2 separate regions of the Homo sapiens genome follow, and region 2 is linked to region 1. Evidence: chromatin contacts called from ENCODE Hi-C or POLR2A ChIA-PET data. All regions are on one chromosome and are shown on one strand. The core of a region is the stretch at or near the end of the contact, and the rest is flanking DNA. Distances in the headings are between cores, read along the strand shown.

Region 1 (4,661 bases), core at 1,051-3,550:
CGGCCCAGGATCATACATTATTTTGTTTCTTCTTCTCAGCTTCTAGTACCTGGTACACTGTAGGTATCCAAATGTTTGTTAAATTCTTCTAACTTTAGTATAGGCATTTGAGTGCTGTGATCTGTTTTTATTTTTGAAAAAAAAAATATTAGCTATTTCTGTTTTTGTATTACAAGCAGCTCCTTTGGTTAAAGACGATTTTTAAAAGTTATTTCAATAATTTTCAATTTTTCTGTCTTAAATTGAAAACAGTACTGAAAATACAAGATATTTGTAAGTGTTCAGATTCTCAGATGGAATATTTTTGAAGTAGGTATTTTTTTCATTTTATTTAAAAATATTCTTCTAATATTCTTAGTATTTTTTAAACAAATAACTCTTAATTACCATTTAATTTTGCATTTGCTTGCAATAAACTGAAATTGGCAGTTGCTCAAACTCCACTTTACTTATTTACACATCTAGTTATTTGGGAATGTGTTTTACTTTGTATTACTAAAAGTATTGCTATGATATCTAGCTGTTTTAAGTAAATTAAAATTGAGGCCATTTTAGGAAATTTGCTTTGAAAATTTAGAAAGATATGAAAATATCTTTTTTAGGTCATTTGTGATCTCTTAGGTTAGAGATAGGATTTTTGCCTGTGTCTATTTAATGTGTTAGGAGGATTTTCATATAGTTTTGGAAAATGGAAAAAAGTCCTTGGGCATTTGTTTATATGATAATTGGAAAGATCTCACTTAAAATTTTCTCAGAGAAAAATGTGCGTTATCACCTTTTCTAGTTAGAGGCTTAGAGAACCAACATCATGTAGCCTACAGCTAAATAGATGAGCATGTTGATGTTGATCATTCTTATAACATAAAAGCAAATGACTATTCTTGGGTGGTTGGGTTGCATTTTTGGTTTTCATTGTGACTGTTGGTAGTGTTGTAATGCTTTTAGGACTTTTAGACATTGCATCTGGTCATTTCTGCTCTTCGGTTGAGTACCCCAAAAATCCAAGAATTGGAGGAGCCCAGTGACATGTTTTCAAAAACCTAAATGTCTCTAGGGAAAATGACTCCCTATAAAGTTAAACATAATGCATATCTTTAAAGTGTCAGTATATTTAATGGATTATGTATCTTCAACTCAGTTATTTTACTAGACTAGGTAGTTTCTTTTAACTTTATAGAGTATAAATTGGCTTACTAAGGGCAGATTTCCACTGACAATCAAAATTTAAAAATTTCCTTCCATTCCAAATTTAGATATCTGGTTAGATTTTTAGCAGTGTGCAGTTGATTCTAGTCATCTTGATAATGATGACTAGAATCTTGATAATGACTAACCTAGTAGTTAGGTATAGGTAGACTCAGCTAAAATGGGTACTTGGAAGCAAGATGAGGCCACTCTGGTATTTGTATCCTTTATTCAGTCTGTTTCACTACCCATAGTTTAATTTTAAACACCATTTGCCAGCTGTATTCAGTTTCTATCGTGTTAGCCTGAAATGTGCTAGAGAAAATAAACTAAGACCAATAGACTTATTTTTCTGTTTGTCTTTCGACTTAACATTTTAGGATCAGACTTGGCTTGTATTCCAGACTCAGGGTGCCAGAAAAGTAAATAATACACAATAATACTTAGGCTTATCTTCAATACCCTTGTTTTGTTATGGCCAATTAGGCTAATTTTAGTGATGGTCAGAGGCTTCTAAATTGGAGGGCAGTAGTAACTCCTGTAAATACCAATTTCCAAATGGTATCTCTCTGTTCCAGCCCATCACAACAGTTTTAAAACCAGCTTTTGTTTTTGTTTTTGTTTTGTTTTGTTGCTTTTTGTTTTTTAACAGGAGAGCCAGTGTAACTCCTTCAAGACTGGAGTGACACACACTGCATCTGCATCTGCCTCATGTGAGTTCTCATTTTGGCAGCAGCACTCTGCTAGGCTGGAACCTCTGTAGAGGTTTGCCCTTTATTTTTCTAAATCTATAAATTACTACATAGTGTGTCTTGGTGGCAATGGTAAAAAGTGCATGAGAATTCCAAACTTCTCTGCAGAAAGTTTTCTGCTCATTCCAAAGGGACTTTGTCCTTTAATATGTATTCTATCTTGTATGAACAGCATCTACTCAAAACAGAGCCCACAACTTTCATCCTGAAAACATAGTTATTTTTTGAAGAACTGTTTTTTCCTTGCAGATTATGGAGTAAAGAATATCTTTAAATGCTCTCAGTAACTTCAACTTTCAAAGCGTTGGTTGTTTTCTTTATAGTCTAATTATGTAACCTGAGAACACTGTGTGCTGTCCTAGTGGCTGAAGCAGTCCTCCTTTTGGGACTCTAGCCCTTAAAATAGCTTCTTCCTTTGTCTTCCGATATTGAGTAACTAGGGGTAGGCCAGAGTACCTTCTGGGAGAAGAAATAAGCAGATATTGTGTGAAGTTATGTTTACTCTGAAGCTATTGCCTGGGTTTTGGAACCACAGAAAGTCAATTGTGAGAGTTGAGCTTGAAGCTGTGCATCATTTACTTGCCACAGTTGTGGGAGAGAAATTGAAATTAGAGCCTTTGCAGCTGTGGAGAGGCATAAAGCTCTAAGTCTGAGGAGATATATGTGGTTTCCTATAAATATCTGAGGCTGGCTTTGTAGGGCCTGGTTGATTAAAAAAGGAATTTTATTTTTTATATTTTACTTTTATTTTTAAAGGAATGGCAGTACTTAGCTTCAGGAATTTTTGCCACCAGGTCACAATAAATATGTTTATCACTGAGGGACACTTAGAATAAAACATCTAAATTCATGCTCTGTGTGGCTGCAATTCTGCGTCTCCAACCTTGGTTGTACTATATAGCAGATAATTTAATGACCAAGGAGTTTGTGTTGCTGAAATGATTATCTGGGAAAATCATTTGTGATTATCTGGGAAAACTGACATTTTCTCATAAGCTTGTAGGTCTTACTGATTAATAGAGCTTGATGAAATAGTGTTGTCAGGGTAGAACTTGGACTCTCTTTATTAAATCCATTCCCACTTGTGAGTAGAGCAGTTTATTTTGGACTAGTTGAAAAAAATTGGAGGGAGAAGTGTATGTTTCAACACCCAAGCTTAAGTTTTGATGGCTTATGTAATCTAGAAATTCACTTTTTGCAGTGGTAGTATATATACCCTATCACAAAGAGCTTTTGTTTGTTTGCTTTTTGAGATGAAGTCTCACTCTGTTGCCCAGACTGGAGTGCAGTGGTGCAGTCTTGGATCACTGCAACCTCCGCCTCCTGGGTTCAAGCATTTCTCCTGCCTCAGCCTCCTAAGTAGCTGGGACTGCAGGTGCGAGCCACCACGCCCAGCTAATTTTTGTGTTTTTAGTAGAGACGGGGTTTCGCCATATTGGCCAGGGTGGTCTCAAACTCCTGACCTCAAGTGATCCACACGCCCCGGCCTCCCAAAGTGCTGGGATTACAGGTGTAAGTGCTGGGATTACAGGTGTGAGTTACCACTCCTGGCCTTACAAAGAGCTTTTGGAGACTCAAAGAGACCTAAATTTTGGCTTCAGCTGATGTTTGTACTTGCTATATAACTTCACGTCAGCAAATGGGGAAGATATATCATATTTTTAGGAAGTACTCTGAGTTCATTGAGAAAAAGGAAATTTAAAGTATTTCCATAGGTGGAATTTCTAGAAAGTCACTTCGGTTGAACACTTGGGAAATTCTGCCCTGCCAATAAATATAATGTGGCAAGTATAGTGTTTTTATTTTCTGCTATTCTAGGATTTGTGCTGTCAAAATGGGGATTTGAGACTTTTTCTCTCCTGTATTGTTTTTCACTGAAAATTATGAGTACATTAATTTGTGCTTCAAATCCAAATTGTCTCATAGACATAGGTTTTACTCGATAGTCACTCCATTGCTCTATAGTTACCTAATTTCTCTAGCTGGAGAAATTGCTGATTTAGGGGTGAGTGTGGGTGGGAGTAATTAAGGTTTGTTTTTTGTCTCCCACTCTTAAGGCATATCCAGCAAATTGTCCTTCTGAAAAAATTAACAATTGAAAACATTTTATATGGACCAAATCCTGTAAGAATAAATGTCAGTAGATTACCCAAATTACTTAGCTATACTGGAACTTTATTTCATTAAATACAGTTTGAAATAAATGGGGCCTTGGTTAGGATTGAGAAATAATTTTTGTTTTATGGAGATTGTACTAAAATGAGATTTACTTGCAACTGGGGTGGGAGCATGGGGCATTGAGGAGGGTAAGGTGAGAGTGGTTATACTTATAACAAATTTACAACAGTAGGTGCCATGCCTTATGGTTTTATGATACACCAGCTCTTACTCTATTAGTGTATATAGCACTTTATTTTTTTATCCACAGTGTACATCATATAGATTTAGGAATTCCACACTTAAGTCTTCAACAAGTTTTTTTTAGGGGGATGGGAGAGGATGAGGCAGGATTTAAGGGGAAGAAGGTAATATAGCCAGTTTTGAAAATGTTAGCCATGGCTGGGCATGGTGGCTCAGCCTGTAATAGCAGCACTTTGGGAGCCCGAGGCAGGCGGATCACTTGAGGTCAGGAGTTCGAGACCAGCCTGGCCAACATGGTGAAACCCCCGTCTCAACTAAAAATACCAGGTGTGGTGGCGGGCACCTGTAATCCCAGCTACTTGG
Region 2 (4,794 bases), core at 459-2,958, 240 kb before region 1:
GCCTCCCAAAGCATTGGGATTACAGGCATGAGCCACCTCGCTTGGCCATATTTTTAAAATTTATTTTTTTTTTGAGATGGAGTCTTGCTCTTGTTGCCCAGGCTGGAGTGCAGTGGTGTGATCTCGGCTCACCGCAACCTCCACCTCGTCTGTGTTCAAGTGATTCTCCTGCCTCAGCCTCTCGAGTAGCTGGGATTACAGGCATGCGCCACCATGCCCGGCTAATTTTGTATTTTTAGTAGAGATGGGGTTTCTCCATGTTGGTCAGGCTGGTCTCTAACTCCCAACCTCAGGCAATCCGCTTGCCTCAGCCTCCCAAAGTGCTGGGATTACAGGCGGGAGCCACTGTGCCTGGTCACATTCAGCTCTTAAATGTGACTTTGCCAGGCATTATTTGATTAGGAGCATTTGACTTCCCGAATCTTTCTTGCAGGCATCGTGACATTAGCTGGCATTATCTTAGCAAGGATAATGGTTTTTTTGTTTTTTGTTTTGTTTTGTTTTGTTTTGTTTTGTTTTGAGATGGAGTCTCACTCTGTAGCCCAGGCTGGAGTGCAGTGGCACGATCTTAGCTCACTGCAAGCTCCGCCTCCTGGGCTCAAGTGATTCTTCTGCCTTAGCCTCCCAAGTAGCTGGGATTACAGGCACGCGCCACCATGCCCAGCTAATTTTTGTATTTTTAGTAGAGACGGGGTTTCACCATGTTGGCTAGGCTGGTCTTGAACTCCTGACCTCATGATCTGCGCGCCTCGGCCTCCCAAAGTGCTGGGATTACAGGTGTGAGCCACCGCGCCCGGACTAGCAAGAATAATGTTAAGCCAACTCCAAACCTCTCTTAATAAAATTGGGCAATGGGGTGGGTTGTACCTGGGTGGGTCTGAGTTTCTGCTACAGTAGGCCCTCAATAAATGTTTGTTGGGCCCGGCGCCCTGGCTCAGGCCTGTAACCCAACACTTTGGGAGGCTGAGGCGGGTGGATCACCTGAGATCAGAAGTTTGAGACTAGCCTGGTCAACATGGTGAAACCCTGTCTCTACTGAAAATACAAAAGTTAGCTGGGCGTGGTGGCAGGCGCCAGTAGTCCCAGCTGCTTGGGAGCCTGAGGCAGAATCGCTTGGACCCGGGAGGCGGAGGTTGCAAGTGAGCGCCACTGCACTCCTGCCTGAGCGACAAGAGCGAAACTGTCTCAAAAAAAAAAAAAAAAAGCTTTTCGAATTCAATATAATGGGCTTTATGGGATGGGGTGACATGGATGATCTTTGAGTAGTGATTAGATTTTCACCTTGTATCAATACACTATATAATTCCTTAAAATAAATAAACGTACATACTTCAGAACAGGAACTTTATACTTCCTAAGGGAAATAATCTTGGATGGAGGTGATTTGCCACAGAGGAAATGCATAATTGGTACTCAAGTGGAAATGATTATTATTTGTGATGCAACGTCACATGCTACCTAGTTCAGTGCTCTGTGAATTAGGTGATGCAAACAGAATATTGTTGCTTGGAACGGTAGCAATTTTGCTGTTTTTAAAAGGCGGCGAAGAGAGCGTCCCCTTCCAAGGAGAAAATCTGGTGAGATTCCTTTAAAGTGCGGCCCGCGCGCCCCGCAGCCTGCCCCGGAGCTGCAGGGTTTGCGCCCCGCGGAGGTGAGGGCCGCTAAACCACATTTCCCGGCGAGCCCCTCAGGCTGCCGCGCCTGCGCAGTGGTGGCGTCCGAGGCCGGCCGAACTCCCGCGCTCTCCCGCCGCCTCGCCTCGCCTGGTGTCTCTCCCGACCATGGAGGGGGTCGCGGTGGTGACGGCGGGCAGCGTAGGCGCTGCCAAAACCGAGGGAGCTGCAGCCTTGCCGCCTCCGCCTCCTGTCTCCCCGCCCGCCCTCACCCCTGCACCCGCAGCGGGTGAGGAGGGACCGGCGCCTCTGTCTGAGACGGGGGCTCCCGGCTGCTCCGGCTCCCGGCCCCCTGAGCTGGAGCCGGAGCGCAGCCTGGGCCGCTTCAGAGGCCGCTTCGAGGACGAGGACGAGGAGTTGGAAGAAGAAGAGGAGCTGGAGGAGGAAGAAGAGGAGGAGGAGGAGGACATGAGTCACTTCTCGTTGAGGCTGGAGGGAGGCCGGCAGGACTCGGAGGACGAGGAGGAGGTATTTAGAGCCCCCGCGCGACCCCGCTGGGCCCAAGCGGCGTCAGGGACGTAGCTGGCCCTCGTCTGCCGGGCGCCGGCCCGATCCTAGTGCGCCGCCGCCGCGCGGAGCACTGGAGCGGACCTCCCCCGACCTCTGCCCCGGCTGCCTAGGCGTGTGGCGCCGACAGGCCTCCGGCCCGGCCTGGGTCTTTACCCGCTTATTTTGTGAAGTTCTTGCAGGTCACTTAGGCTCTGCGAGTCCAACTCATTCGTTCTGTTAATAATTATAATTATTTTGAGACAGGGTCTCCCAGGCTGGAGTGCAGTGGCGCGACCATGGCTCACTGCAGCCTCCAACTCCTGGCCTCAGGCGATCCTCCCGCCTCAGCCTCCGGAGTAGCTGGGACTACAGGCACGCGCCACCACGCCGGGCTAATTAAACATTTTTTTTTTTTTTTGTAGCGAGGAGGGCTCCCTATGTTCCCAGGCTGTTCTCGAACTCCTGGGTTCAAGAGATTCTCCCTCTCTGGCCTTCCGAAAGATTACATGCGTGAGCCACGTTGCCTGTCCTGTATAATTATTGAAGCTACTGCTTACTAGGCAGTAAAGATCCTTTTGTTTTGTTTTGTTTTGTTTTGTTTTTGAGACGGAGTCTCGCTCTGTCGCCCAGGCTGGAGTGCAGTGGCGCGATCTCGGCTCACTGCAACCTCCGCCTCCCAGGTTCAAGCGATTCTCCAGCCTCAGCCTTTAGAGTAGCTGGGACTACAAGGCGCCCGCCACCACGCCCGGCTTATTTTTTGTATTTTTAGTAGAGACGGGGTTTCACCGTGTTAGCCAGGATGGTCTCGATCTCCTGACCTCGTGATCCGCCCGCCTCGGCCTCCCAAAGTGCTGGGATTACAGGCGTGAGCCACTGCGCCCAGCGTAAAGATCCTTTTGAAACAATAATTTGGCTGGGCGCGGTGTGGCTCACGCCTATAATCCCCGCACTTTGGGAGGCCGAGGCAGGCGAAACACGAGGTCAGGAGTTCAGCCTGACCAAAGCGGTGAAACCCCTTCTCTACTGAAAATACAAAAAGTAGCGGGGCGTGGTGGCACGCGCCTGTAATCTCAGCTACTCAGGAGGCTGAGGTAGGAGAATCACTTGAATCTGGGAGGCGGAGGTTGCAGTGAGCCGAGATCTTGCCGCTGCACTCCAGTCTGGGCGACAGAGGCAGACTCCCTCTCAAAAAAAAAAAAAAAAAAACGGAAAGAAAGAAACAATAATTTATATTGTGTTATTATTGTAACTTTCAGTAGTCTTTTAATGGGTTGGAGGTGTATGTTTCCATGTTGCAATGACATTTTGAGATTATGGTTTAAGGTTTTGAAGAAGGTGGACTGAGCGCGGTGGCTCATGCTTGTAATCCTAGCACTTTGGGAGGCCTTGGCGGGTGGATCACCTGAGGCCAGGGGTTCGAGACCAGCCTGGCCAACATGGTGAAACCCCATCTCTACTAAAAATACAAAAATTAGCCAGGCGTGGTTGTGCGCGCCTGTAATCCCAGCTACTCGGGAGGCTGAGACAGGAGAATCGCTTTAATCCAGGAGGCGGAGGTTGCAGTGAACCGAGATGACATCACTGCACTCAGCTTGGGCTACAGAGTGAGACTCTGTCTCAAAAAAAAAAAAAGAATTTGTAAAAGGCAAGGACTTGTATTTTAAAACTGTTTCCGTTTATTTGCAGCGCCTGATTAATCTCTCTGAGCTGACCCCATACATCTTGTGTTCCATTTGCAAAGGTTACTTAATAGATGCAACTACCATCACAGAATGTCTTCATACCTGTAAGCATACCGATCACATTTCTGAATAATTTTTCAGTTTTTGAAATGTCTTGAAAGCATCCTGACTTCAACATTCTTTTTCAACAGTTTGTAAAAGCTGCATCGTAAGACATTTTTACTACAGCAACAGATGTCCAAAATGCAATATAGTAGTACATCAGACACAACCTCTTTATAACATAAGGTAAGAAGAATATATAAATTACAATTGTATTTTAAATATACTTTTTCTGAAAGCTTGAAGTTATATAGTTGGAATAAATTATTGACCTCTCAGGATGGGTTCAGTGGCTAATGCCATAATCCCAGCACTTTGGGAGGCCGAGGTGAGTGGATCACTTCAGATCAGGAGTTCAAGACCAACCTGGCCAACATGGTGAAACCCCATCTCCACTATTAGCCAGGAGTGGCGGCACATGCCTGTAATCCCAGCTACTTGGGAGGTTGAGGCAGGAGAATCGCTTGAACCTGGGAGGCAGAGGTTGCAGGAGCCAAGATCGTGCCACTGTATTCCAGCCTGGGCGACAGACTGATGAGAGTATCTCAAAAAAAAAAAAAACAAAAAAACTCTTGACCTCTCTCAAAATTAAAAGGGAACTACATATTCTTTTAAGAAATATGTATAGAGCACTTACTATGTACTAGGCACTGTAATATCTGCTGAGGACTTAAAAGAGGCACAGGCCTTTTTCCTGAGAATTTTAATCCCATCACTTACTCAGGTTAATGAGGCTAGTTTAGGCTTTTCATTTCCAGTATATAGGTATTCCAAATTCTGTTTTTTTAGAAGTAATACCTGAAACAACTGGCCTCTTTAGTAAAGCCCATTTGTCATTAGCTCATTGT

What was found. Hi-C counts contacts between places; a loop is a spot of excess contacts on that map. ChIA-PET counts read pairs that join two places held with the same protein, here RNA polymerase II (POLR2A). Pooled maps may share reads with other maps.
Region 2: a loop to region 1 is called in a pooled map, with 3 times the contacts of the local background. The contact joins the promoter of PCGF6 here to the enhancer-like site in region 1. A Hi-C loop is called at or near these places in 5 of 37 single-sample maps with no recorded cell type and 4 of 50 pooled maps. POLR2A ChIA-PET finds 5 or more read pairs at or near these places in 3 of 52 experiments (Caco-2, H1 and HEK293T).

What each region holds. Positions count from the first base shown.
Region 1 is chr10:103,108,982-103,113,642 of GRCh38, reverse strand. All of the region lies in intron 4 of NT5C2 (5'-nucleotidase, cytosolic II), which reads left to right. Among named protein-coding and RNA genes, the nearest start is that of NT5C2, 82 kb to the left of the region's middle. Within about 2 kb of position 2,300, at least 3 of the 41 ENCODE cell types and tissues checked have a DNase peak (open chromatin) inside an H3K27ac peak, as active enhancers do.
Region 2 is chr10:103,348,054-103,352,847 of GRCh38, reverse strand. PCGF6 (polycomb group ring finger 6) reads left to right here and starts at 1,708. Exons shown (of 10, transcript NM_001011663.2): 1 at 1,708-2,141; 2 at 3,849-3,948; 3 at 4,036-4,132. The coding sequence starts at 1,782. RefSeq lists a silencer at 1,580-1,809 and an enhancer at 1,975-2,480.